Regions from separate parts of the Homo sapiens genome. Here region 1 is linked to region 2. A link is an interaction called in ENCODE POLR2A ChIA-PET data of the cell type or tissue named here. Cell type or tissue: Panc1. All regions are shown on one strand. Each heading gives the region's core, and the rest is flanking DNA. Links, peaks and the distances in the headings are about the cores only. Region 1 overlaps TSHZ2 (teashirt zinc finger homeobox 2). Region 2 holds the start of ZNF217-AS1 (ZNF217 antisense RNA 1).

Evidence for each region. Peaks named below come from ENCODE experiments on the same cell type or tissue, not always from the same donor. Only the 100,000 strongest peaks of a DNase experiment are listed, where the experiment ranks them.
Region 1: POLR2A ChIA-PET joins it to region 2 with 6 read pairs; 3 of 35 experiments call an interaction of 5 or more read pairs at or near these places.

Annotation. Positions count from the first base shown.
Region 1 is chr20:53,290,921-53,297,493 of GRCh38, forward strand. All of the region lies in intron 2 of TSHZ2 (teashirt zinc finger homeobox 2), which reads left to right. Among named protein-coding and RNA genes, the nearest start is that of TSHZ2-AS1, 210 kb to the right of the region's middle. In Panc1, for the core only: no CTCF peak of the experiment used is centred there; no DNase peak of the experiment used is centred there.
Region 2 is chr20:53,551,707-53,558,279 of GRCh38, forward strand. ZNF217-AS1 (ZNF217 antisense RNA 1) reads left to right here and starts at 1,064. Exons shown (of 6, transcript NR_110051.1): 1 at 1,064-1,381; 2 at 4,932-5,049. RefSeq lists an enhancer at 5,210-5,710. In Panc1, for the core only: no CTCF peak of the experiment used is centred there; no DNase peak of the experiment used is centred there; H3K27ac peaks cover 282 bases.

The sequences.
Region 1 (6,573 bases), core at 2,555-5,054, 260 kb before region 2:
TTTGTGCTATAATGTCATATTTGAGGGGTTGCAATGGAGACTGTTATGATCTACAGAATCTGAAATATTTACTACCTAGTCCTTTACAGGAAAAATTTGCCGACCCATGGCCTATGCAGTAGCTGCTTAGTGAGGGTAGATGTGAGCGTAGGGGAGAAAGCCATATTCCCATGTCTCCTCAAGAACATGAAAACTGAAGGAAAGGTCACCAATTCACGGTGAGGGGTGCTAGTCAGTTCCAAATACCCTGGTCAAAAATATCAAGAGCAGGCTGGGAGCGGTGGCTCACGCCTGTAATCCCAGCACCTTGGGAGGCCGAGATGGGTGGATTGCTTGAGGTCAGGAGTTCGAGACCAGCCCGGCCAACATGGTGAAACCCAGTCTCTACTAAAAATACACAAAATTAGCTGGATATGGTGGCACACACCTGTATTCGCAGCTACTCAGGAAGCTGAGGCAGGAGAATCTATTGAACCTGGGCGGTGGAGGCTGCAGTGAGCTGAGATCAGGCCACTGCACTCTGGCCTGGACGATAGAGCAAGACTCTGTCTCAAAAAAAAAAAAAAAAAAAGATCAAGAGCAAAATTGTGGGTTCAGTTAGGATTCTCAATTACACATCACAGAATCTACACCAGCTAACAGAAAAAAAGTTTCATCAAATGTTATTATATAGTTCATGGGACCACCCAGAGATCCAGAGAATCAGATTTGAAGGCTACACAGTCAAGAGTTTTGCCAGGACTGTGCTGGTGGGACCACTCTTGCACTGGCTGTGCTGGACGTTTGACTTTCCTATTAGGAGTTCTGAAACAGCTCCCTCTGCAGGGCAGATGGCTTTCACCCAGGTCATGATAAAATCCGCCTGGCACCTGCCTCCTCACAGCACACTCTTCTGAATCAAAGCCCTACGTTGGTACATTTGGTACATCAAGGCAAACCTTAATTTCTGCCTTGAGGAATGTCCTTCCTTCCAGTCAAGTTATTGGGATACTGACACCATGGTACAGATGATATTAGTAATTTCTGAAGGGAAAAAATATAGATATCACAGAAAGATAGTCAGGATAGCATTTAAAAAAAAAAAAAAAGAACAGATAGGGAATTTCGTTAAGGGGAATTCCAAAATTGCCCATGGGAAAAGGACATCTTTGGTTATGGAACATTTAGTGTCTGGCCTATGATGGGGAAGGTCTCACATATAATAATCTTAATAATAATGACTAATTATTGAGGCTTCGGTCCATTCATCTAGGAGGAGAGCATGATTCTGTCCACATGTTTTCTATACCAAAACTGCTGCATGGTGAACTGGTAATCCTGACCCTTACAGGGGTAGAGAGTTAATCTGAGACCATCTGTGCCTTAAACTTCCACACTGGAAATGAGAGGATTTTTGACTGCTTGTCTGGAACATTTCTGAATCCAGTAGCAAAGCAATCCTAGTAGCCTCTCTAGCCTTCCAAGAACTCTTTCTGAAGTTCATTAGAATTTCACCCTCCTGGCCAGTAAATGCACACAAACCACCTATTTTTTTTTTTTTTTTTTGAGACAGGGTCTTGCTCTGCTGCCCAGGCTGAAGTGCAGTGGTGCAATCATAGCTCACTGCAGCCTTGAACTCCCAGGTTCAAACCATCCTCCTGCCTCAGTCTCCCGAGTAGTTGGGACTACACATGTGCACCACCATGGCCAGATTTTTTTTAATATTTTTTTGTAGAGATGGGGTCTCACTATGTTGCCCAGTCTATAAACCACCTTCTGGCTACAATTTCCTTTTCCATGCTGCATGTGTACTAACAGTAACTGCATTACCCAGAATAGAAGCTAACAATCTGTTGAGAGTTTGCTCACTGTCAGGCTCCAGAGCAATGGCTCCTTTAATCCCCCTCAATGGCCCTGTTATCATTTTCCAATTCAGACAGTCAGAGAGTTGAAGTAACTTGACTAAGGTCACAGATCCAGTGAGTAGCAAGGCTCAGATAAAAGTCACATGCATCTAACACTACATGCTTCTTATATGTCCCCTCAGGAATATGGAATAATCAGAGAAGACTCAATCTCATCATTGGTCCATTCACAGTCAATAGTTTAATTAGGTGGGTAGGGAGTTTTGATGATATAAGGGTCGCCATTGAAAACAAGAGCAAGAATTTGAAACCCACCACCATTAGCACAAAGGCCACGCTCTTAAGCACAGATTGTATGAGTTATCTTTTAAAATCTCCGTGGCATTTCTATACTTTTTAGTATAAATTAATACATGAGCCAAGTGCAGTGGCTCACACCTGTAATCCCAGCACTTTGGGAGGCCAAGGTAGGAGGATCACTTAAGCCCAGGAGTTTGAGACCAGCCTGGCCAACATGGCAAAACCCTGTCCCTACTAAAAATACAAAAATTAGCCAGGCCTGGTGGTGCAGGCCTGTAATCCCAGCCACTCGGGAGGCTGAGGCACGAGAATTGCTTGAACACAGGAGGCAGAGATTGCAGTGAGCTGAGATCATGCCACTGCACTCCAGCCTGGGAAAGAGAGTGAGACTCTGTCTCCACCTCAAAAACAAAAACAATTAATACATGAGAATTCCAGGTTATTCTTCAGGCCCCCTCACTCTTCAGGCAACAGAAGGCTGACCAGTCTTGGATGTTGTCCAGAGGGCATGGACACTTTGAGAAGGGGGAAGGCAAACAACAGTGTGGCACCAGACAGACTGGTTATGGATGCTGCTCTGTCAATTACCAGGCATGTACCCAGTGCTGTGCTGGTAAATTTTAACAACTGGCTCTCAAAAAAAAAAAAAAAAAAGAAAAGAAACAGGTCCTGGCCAGGCATGGTGGCTCACACCTGTAATCCCAGCACTTTGGGAAGCCAAGGCTGGCAGATCACGAGGTCAGGAGATGGAGACCATCCTGGACAACATGGTGAAACCCCATCTCTACTAAAAATACAAAAATTAGCTGGGCGCAGTGGTGCATGTCTGTAATCCCAGCTACTCGGGAGGCTGAGGCAGGAGAATTGCTTGAAAAAGGGAGTCGGAGGTTGCAATGGGCCGAGAGATCATGCCACTGCACTCCAGCCTGGCGACAGAGCGAGACTCCATCTCAAAAAAAATAGATAAATAAAATAAAATAACAGGTCCTGATTTGCCGTGTTGACCAATTTCTGTGGTGTAAATACTTCCACAGTGGGAAGAGGCGCACACAGGCAGCTGTCATGAGCTCTTGTGAGCTAGGAGGGGCTGGATCTTGGCAGGTCGCTTAATCGCTCTAGCCTCCAGAGACTGAGCAAAAGGCAGGTACCTCCCTCAAAGGTTGTTAGGCAGATTAATAACAAAACATGGTAAAGCAGTTAGTGCCGAACCTAGCACTGTGGTAGACGTTTGCTAAATGGCTTGATTTACTAGTTGAGATTCCATTAGGTAAAGTCCTAATGTCTTATGCCTCAAATGTTTTAATCTTAAAAATAGTCATAAAATACTTTCCCCACCTCTTGCTCAGGATAATTGGAATGATTGAGTGAGATCATCTGCATCAACTGCTTTGGAAGTCCACAAGCTTATAAAAAAAAAAGAGAGAGAGAGAGACAGAGAGTATTTTATTAAAGTCAAGTCAAACCCAGAGAATAAATTTTTGCTGGGCAAAAATTATACAACTGAGTCATAAGTTTTTAGTTCTTCTGTCATCATTTTTTCCTGAGCTTTCAGGTTCTCCTCAGCTCCTGATACTTAAATAATTCCCATTTAAAAAGCATTTAATTGAGAGGAGCCTGGAAACTCACCAGCTCAGAGAAAAATTCAGTCCATCAAGAGGTTCTGAGAGTCTTTGGGTTTAAGTCTTTCTGATCTTTTACTCCTCAATCCTCTAATCCTTTTTGTGAGGAATCTTTCACAATCCTTGTTTTTAGTTCTTATTTCTCAAGTTTCCCTTTGAAAAGCAGGATTCCCATCACATCTCAAAGGTGAAGGCAGCATAAAGCCTGCTTCCAACAACACTACTGCGGTTACATAAAGACACGAGTCATTTCTGCTGCTGGAGGCTCCAGTGGAGTGTTCCCTTGGATTTGCTCATTTCTTTGCTTGGTCCTCCCTGTGATCTTAGAGGATTGCAGTATTTATGAACATCATCTTGTTACTTTCCATTTAGTACATTTCTGCCTAGTCATTGGTTTTTAATTTTGTCCTCGTACCCTCCATTTACAAACAGAAATGTTTAACTAATGCTTCAACAACCCAGGTTCATGGATTGACACTAATTGCTCACCATACTCATTTCCATTTGCAGGCAAAGCCAGACCTCCTGGTTGCAGGATAGCACAGTTATAAAAAATTTGCGTTCTGTGGTCCAAAACCCTCCTGTTCAAATCTTGGCCTTGCAGCTTTCTAGATGTGAATTCTGGGCAAATTACTTAAACTCTCTGTATGTCCGTTTTTCCTATAAAAACATGGATAATAATAAGACCTATCTCAAGGGGTAGTAAAGAAAGTTAAATGAGTTTATGTATACGTGTGTGTGTGTGTGTGCACGTGTATGACTTAAATAGCTCCTGATAATCACTAAAAACAAAGAAATGTTAGCTATTATCATCATAAAGCGGTGTTTCCCTAATTGTATTCACATGATATTTGTACTTTTTGCCATATCTGCAAACCCCTGTGCTTTTATTTACTTATGATAAATACTTGTATTAAAGAGGAAACTTTAATCACTAGACTAAATGGAAACCAGTATAACTTAACAAAAAAAGGAGCAAATGACAAAAGATACATAAAGTGACCACAAAACAATGTTTTCATATCTGGCCAGATCCTGATGCTTGCCTAAGTCTTGGAGCTGAGCTCTGGTTTCTCTTTGTTGGGACAAGAGGTTAAAAAGTGTTAGTGGGATGTTAAAACCTTGAACTTGAATTTGAACTTGACACTTTGAGATTTTCTTTTTTGGAGCATAGAAGAAAATTTAAAACAGCCATCTTTCACTTTATAGTTCTGTGTTTTTTGTTTTTTGCTTGTATTGCTGCCTCTATGGACCTCCTAAAAGTTTCTCTCATATATCTAATGTTCTGCACCTCATGCTTTAGCTAAGGTGAAGTTGAAGGATTCATTACTATCCAGGTCTGTAATGACTGCAAAAAAAAAAAAAAAAAAAATCCAGGCAGTTTGATGCATATTATTCTTGAAGACTGTTTCTCCTCTCAGCCTTAGTTCTGTTATCTATCCGTCCCATCTCCAAAATTTTTTTTAATGGTGTGCTTCCTTCATAAATTTTTCAGATCTAGGTCTGCGTTTTTGTCTCCTCTGAAGTCCAGAAATTGATGTCTCATTGAGGAATTTGCAATTTGCTCTGGGCTTCACAATGCTGAGCTGCCCACTTCCTGACTTAAGGAAAAGACCAGATGTCAGTGTTTATTAGTGTGATCATGCAGTTTAGTTGCTGTAAGGTTTTATTCTTAAAAGATTGCAATCTATCCTATTGCATGATCACCCAACATTCAATATGCTGGCAATTTCCAATATGTAACCTCCTTCAAATTAGGCTCAGTGTTATCTCCCTCATCCATCAGTACAGCAAGATGGGTGAAAAGTGCTGTCGAAAACAGCTGGTCAGCTGGGCTAGCATTTCCAGGGTTGTTTCATCTCAAGCCCTTTCACTCCCACACACTTTATCTTTTTCTTAAAACACAGTCTCTGGACTATCTTTGTCCTTTATCATAACTTGAGTTTGTTCTGTTCTTCCTTGGTCTGAGGTCAAAGCCATCTTCCTAGAAACTTCTTTATATTTTTGGTCCAAGGCTAAGGTTAGGGTGATACAAACCCAGAAATACATCTCTTATCTTTTCCCTGTTCAAGGCAGTTGACAGTTTTGCATAGTCACTCATATTTTTCATGCAAGCTTTGGAAATTTTCCCCAAGCAAAGAGACTGAGATGAAACCAAGTTTTAGAATTTCTGCAGGTCTAGGGACGCCATCACAAAATGGACTTTGGAGTCTGCTTATGCTGCAGATGGAATGAATGAAGTAGAAAGGGAAATGATCTGCCCAAAGTGAATCCAGGATCTTTGATTTCCAATCCATTTACCCCAGACAACTTCAAGGTAGAGAAAGTCACATGATATTTACATCCCCTCACAGTACCCTGTCCCATGACCCCTGGTGATCTGGCCATGCTGGCAAGTCATATCACCTTATTCCAAGTTATTATAGTCTTGTAATCTCTAACTGCAAAGGATTTTAGTATACCTTAAGAAATAGCAATGGGAACCAGGTCAGGAAATAAGCTCAGTGTCAATGATAAAGGCTGAAATGCAGGGGAAATTGATCCAATGAGAGAAATCTCAGAATCTTTTTTTTTTTTTTTTTTTTGAGACCAGTTCCGGCTTTGTTACTCAGGCTTGAGTGCAGTGATGCAATCAGGCTCACTGCAGCCTTGACCTCCCAGGATCAGGCGATCCTCCTGCCTCAGCCTCCAGAGTAGCTGGGACCACAGGTGTGCACCACCACGCCCAGCTAATGCTTTAATTAGCGTGCCGTCTTACCCAAGGTAGTCTTGAACACTTGGGCTCAAGCTATCCTCCTGCCTTGGTTTCT
Region 2 (6,573 bases), core at 2,129-4,628:
AGGAAGGATATGTAGTTCCTTTTCTTTTGGTTTTGTTTAGTTTTGTTTGAGACAGGGATCTCATGCCGTTGGCCAGGCTGGAATGCAGTGGTGCGATCACAGCTCACTGCAACCTTGAACTCCTGGGCTCAAGCAATCCTCCCACCTCAGCCTCCAGAGTAGCTGAGACTACAGGCACATGCCACCAGACCTGGTTAATTTTTAAACTTTTTGTAGAGATGAGGTCTCACTACGTTTTCCAGGCTGGTCTCAAACTCCTGGGCTCAAGCAGTTCTCCCGCTTCGGCCTCCCAAAGCTCTGGGATTACATATAGTTCCTTTCCATGAGTTTGTTGTGAAGATTAAACAACACATTTATCACAATTAAGATAGCATCAGGATCAGAGTGAGGGTTTTGTAGCAAAGTTTTTGTTTGGTTTTGTTTTGTTATTTGGAATCAATGGAGCAAAAGCAAACACACACACACACACACACACACACACACACAAACACACACAGAGCCTTTGAAGTGAGACACGCGTTTGAATTTTGGCTCTGCCACCTACAACCTGGACCACATTGGGTAAAGCTGTTTAGACTCTCGAATCCTCAGTTTCCCAGCTCCTTAAGTACAGGATCTCATCTGACCTTCCTCATTAATACTGAATGACTTCAATTTAAGCAACGCCTGCATATATGACTGCTCACTAAAATATTATCTGTTGAGGCTGGCGTGGTGGCTCACTCCTGTAATCCCAGCACTTTGAGAGGCCCAGGCAGGCGGATCACTTGAGGCCAGGAGTTCAAGACCAGCCTGGCCAACATGGTGAAACTCCGTCTCTACTAAAAATACAAAAATTACCCAGGCATGGTGGTGCACACTTGTAATCCCAGCTACTCAGGAGGCTGAGGCAGGAGAATTGCTTGAACCCGGGAGGCAGAGGTTGTAGTGAGCTGAGATTGCGCCACTGCACTCCAGCCTAGGCGACAGAGCGAGACTCCATCTCAAAATTAAAAAAAAAAAAAATCATTGAAATGATAAAATAGAATCTTAACTTTTCCAGTTATTTTACAGGTTATGATAATCAAACATGTGACAACATTAAGCACCCTGGTAGAGGCAAGATTTGCCAGGCGGCTCTCACATACCCCTGCCTCCCACAATACTACCCCCGCCTCCCATGATATGATGAGATGACAAGGCACTTTACCTCTGCATTATACTCCACAAAACCCGTAATCCCAGACAATCATGAGAAAACATCAGACAAACCCAGATCAGCAGACATTCTACAAAACACCGAGTCCTTCCCAACACTGTCCACGGAATGAAAAACAAGGAAAATCTAAGAAATGGTCACAGACGAGAGAAGACTACAAGAGGCATGATGACTGAATGCAAGGTAGGATCCTGGGACAGAAAAAAAATCCCACCACTAATGGGAAAACTAGGGAATTCTAAATAAAGTAACATACCAGTGTTAATTTCTTAGTGTTGACAGATGCATTGTGCTTATGTAAGATGGTAGCACTAGGGCCAGCTGGGTGCAGGGTTGGAACTTGGGTTCGAATTCAGGAACTCTCTGCAATCTCTTTACAACTGTTCTGTGAATATAAAATTATTCCAGGCTGGGCGAGGTGGCTCAAGCCTGTAATCCCAGCACTTTGGGAGGCCAAGGGCAGGAGGATCACTTAAGGTCAGGGATTCGACACAAGCCCAGCCAACATGGTGAAACCCTGTCTCTACTAAAAGTGCAAAACTTAGCCAGGTGTGGTGGCGCCTGTAGTCCCATCTACTTGGGAGGCTGAGGCATGAGAATGGCTTGAACCTGGGAGGCGGAGGTTGCAGTGAGCCAAGATCACACCACTGCACTCCAGCCTGGGTGACAGAGCAAGACTAAAACTTAAAAAAAAAAAAATCCCAAAATAAAAAAGTTTTTTTAAAAAAGTGTGTGTATAGGCTGTGTGCAGTGGCTCACGCCTATAATCCCAGCACTTTGGGAGGCTGAGGCAGGAGGATCACAAGGTCAGGAGTTCAATACCAGCCTGGCCAACATGGTGAAACCCCGTCTCTACTAAAAATACAAAAATTAGCCAGGCATGGTGGCGGGTGCCTGTAATCCCAGCTACTTGGGAAGCTGAGACAGGAGAATTGCTTGAACCCGGGAGGCAGAGGTTGCAGTGAGCCGAGATTGTGCCACTGCACTCCAGCCTAGGCGACAGACTCCATCTCGGGGTGATGGGGGCAGTGGAGGGGGGGGAGTGGGTAGTGTGTGTGTAAAAACATTTTGTGAGCTATAAAATGTAGCCGAGGTGACCTTCCTGTGGCTTCCTGGTCCTCTAATGACCTCTGGCCTGTTGCCACCTCTGCAGCCTGCCAGTCCGATTTGCCTAAAACTAATTCACTGAATAATCAAATATCAAATGATCATTTCACTGACTTTTCCAATTGTGTTTTTAACAGCTTTTTTAAAAGCAAGAATATTTTAACAGCTTTAACAGAAAAGTACAATTTTGATTGCTGATTATGAAATGCAATTGTCTGAATAGTAGCTAACCGAAGCTGATATGCTGTCTGAGAAGCTGCTGGAAGAATCCTGAACATGCTAGAAAGTTGGCAAAATTGAAATCAATACAAACTAAAACGTTCCCTTATGAAGTGTTACTTTTTCCAATCAAAATTCCAACTTTTTTTATTTTTTTCAGACGTAGTTTCGCTCTTGTTGCCCAGGCTGGAGTGCAATGGCCCAGTCTCAGCTCACTGCAACCTCCACCTCCGAGGTTGAAGCGATTCTCCTGCCTCAGCCTCCTGAGTAGCTGGGATTACAGGCACCCGCCACCATGCCTGGCTAATTTTTGTATTTTTAGTAGAGACGGGGTTTTAGCATGTTGGTCAGCCTGGTCTCGAACTCCTCACCTCAGGCAATCCGCCTGCCTCGAACACCCAAAGTGCTGGGATTACAGGCATGAGCCACTGCGCCCAGCCTCCAACATTCTTTATACAGTAGGGTAGGTTTAGCTATTCATGTTCTTCAAAAGCTCTTTTTTTTTTTTTTTTTTTTTTTTGACAGAGTCTTGCTTTGTCGCCAGGCTGGAGTACAGTGGCGTGATCTCGTCTCACTGCAACCTCCGCCTCCCGGTTTCAAGTGATTCTCCTGCCTCCACCTCCTGAGTAGCTGGGACTACAGGCACCTGCCACTATACCCAGCTAATTTTTGTATTTTTAGTAGAGACAGGGTTTCACCATGTTGGCCACGATGGTCTCGATCTCTTGACCTCGTGATCTGCCCGCCTTAGCCTCCCAAAGTGCTGGGATTACAGGCGTGAGCCACCACACCCAGCCTTCAAATGTTTTTGAATAACGTGTTCTATTTTATTTATTAGGCAAATTTTAGTTCATTTTTGTCAATTTCACCAATGGCCTATCAGCCTTGTTTTTGTTTTTCTAAAAATGAATATTTTAATTAAGTTTAATTTACATAATTTTATTTACTACGCTATTTCTCCAGCTCCTACGATGTACTGGGCAGAATGTCATGTGCTTGGCAGAGAGTTATGAACTATGAACCAAACCGAAGTCATCCTTGACCTCCAGGAGTTTGTGGTGTGCCAAGGGCTGAGGGCAAATAAACTGATGCTCACAGCCCTGCAAGTAACAGGAAAGTGGGAGTGCTTCGGGATCAGGCAGGAGAGGAGGCCCTACATGTGGGGGCAGCCACAGCTAAGAAAGAACAGCCAGCTGAGATCTGAAAAATGAATAGAAGTTTTTTTTGTTGTTTTTTTTTTTTTTGAGATGGAGTCTCATTTTGTCGGGCATCACTTGAGGTCAGGAGTCTGAAACCAGCCTGGCCAACATGGTGAAACCCCATCTCTACTAAAAATACAAAAATTAGCCAGGCGTGGTGGCACATGCCTGTGATCTCAGCTGCTCGGGAAGCTGAGACAGGAGAATCTCTTGAACCCGGGAGGCGGAGGTTGCAGTGAGCCAAGATCACGCCACTGCACTCCAGCCTGGGTGACAGAATGAAACTCAGTCTCAAAAAAAAAAAAAGAAAACTCAAAGCCCATCATTGTTTGAACCCACAAGATGCAAGTCTAATTTCAACAAGGAGGGGACCAGGCCACCCTGAAATAAGATTTTTAGAGCCTTTCTAATGTGGAATTCACATTATTGCAAATTTGGTACATACTGTGGAACTCTAACAAGCCTCTAATTCACAACTTCAGATTTGCACAATTCAGATTTGCAGAAAATAAGACCTCACTGTGTCAGCTAAAGTCCAAACAGACCAAATGCTACTTCTCAAGGTCTTTCAGCTTCTCAACTCCAGGTGTCTTTTGTATCGTAGATGAAAGGAGGCCATTGGGCTGGTTACGACTTATGACTACTTGCTTTATATTAAGGATCAGCAAAAATCAGTAAGAGTCACTAGAGGGTTTCACTCTTTTTTTTTTTTTTGAGACAGAGGTTCACTCTTGTTGCCCAGGCTGGAGTGCAATGGCATGATCTCAGCTCACTGTAGCCTCTGCCTCCCGGGTTTAAGAAATTCTCCTGCCTCAGCCTCCAGAGTGGCTGGGATTACAGGCGCCCACCACCACACTCGGCTAATTTTTGTATTTTTAGTAGAGACGGGTTTTCACCATGTTGGTCAGGCTGGTCTCAAACTCCTGACCTCAGGTTATCTGCCCACCTCGGTCTCCCAAAGTGCTGGGATTCCAGGTATGAGCCCCCGCGCCCAGCCAGGGTTTCACTTTTCAACGTGTGCTGCACTCACCTGATCACCTTCAACTCTAACTGATAGTATCAAGGACAAATCAATAAAAGTTCAACCAAAAGGTTGTCTGGCCATTGATTTTTAATGTTGCATGTTCACTTCCGGTCAATGAAATGGTAGATCTTGTCATTCTGCGACTTTGCACTCTTCATTGTCTTTTTTTTTTTTTTTTAAACAGGGTCTCACTCTGCTGTCCAAGCTGGAGTGTGGTGGTGCCATCATGACTCACTGCAGCCTTGGCCTCCCAGGCTCAAGCGATCCTCCTGCCTCGGCCTCCAGAGTCTCTGGGACTACAGGCATGTGCCAGCACCCCTGGCTAACTTTTTTGGTATTTTTTGTAGACACAGGGTCTCACTATGTTGCTTAGGCTGCTCTCAAACTTGTGGGCTCAAGCAATCCTCCCACTTCAGCCTCCCAAAGTGCTGAGATTACAGGCATGAGCCATCATGCCTGGCCTCTTCAGTGTCTTTTTATTGACCACAAGATAATGCCCACATTTTCTTAACCAGCTCACCACCACCTCCTCAGCCTCTTCGTACCCTTTCCTGGCAGAAAACTCCTTACTCAAGGGCATCCCCCTCCTGATGATCCCCGAAATGTGCCTTGTTGCCTTTAACCTCCTCCCAAGAGGGAAGTTCAGAGGCAACAGCCGGTGCAAACCCTCCCAGATCCTTGTGCAAGCCTCAGATTAGACAGCTCTTCTTCTAGGAAGCCCTCCCAACCCTCCTCCTGGGGGTCGGGGGCACTGACAGATGAAGCCTTCCAGAAATGGCAATCAAGTTCAATGAGGTGGGAGGAGCAGCTCCGGTCAACCCCGTCGGTGTCTCCGCATGAATATTCAGCCTCATTTGGAATTAACATCAATGATGCAATGGCCCTCGGGTCAGACACCATGAAGGAAAACACAGCTGTGCTAAGTCCAGTCACTTAAACCCTCTGCTAAACCTCCCCACAGCTTCCCATCACACCTAGAGCAAAAGCTAAAAATTGGGCTGGGTATGGTGGCTTACGCCTATAATCTCAGCATTTTGGCAGGCCAAGGTGGGCAGATCACCTGAAGTCAGTAGTTCAAGACCACCTGGCCAACATGGTGAAACCTCATTTCTACTAAAAATTACAAAAATTAGCTGAGCATGGTGGCACATGCTTGTAGTCCCAGCTACTTGGGAGGCTGAGGTGAGAGAATCTCTTGAACCCGGGAGTTAGAGGTTGCAGTGAGCTGAGATCGCGCCATTGCACTCCAGCCTAGGCGACAAGAGAAACATTCCGTCTCAAAAATAAAATAAAATAGGCCGGGTGTAGTGGCTCACGCCTGCAATCCCAGCACTTTGGGAGGCCGAGGCGGGTGGGTCATGAGGTCAGGAGTTCAAGAACAGCCTGGCCAAGATGGTGAAACCACGTCTCTACTAAAAATACAAAAAACTTAGCTGGGCATGGTGGTGGGCGCCTGTAATCCCAGCCACTCGGGAGGCTGAGGCAGAGAATTGCTTGAACCCGGGAGGTGGAGGCTGCAGTGAGCCGAGACAGCACCACCGCACTCCAGCCTGGGCGACGGAGCAAGATTCATCTCAAAAAATAAAAATAAAAAATAAAATAAAATAAAATAAAATAAAATAAAATAAAAATTGGGCTGGGTGTGGTGGCTCACGCTTGTAATCTAAACACTTTGGGAGGCCAAGGTGGGCAAATCACCAGATGTCAGTTCGAGACCACCTGGTCAACATGGCAAAACCCCATTTCTACTAAAAATTACAAAAATTAGCTGGGCCTGGTGGTGCATGCCTATAGTCCCAGCTTCTTGGGAGGCTGAGACCAGAGAA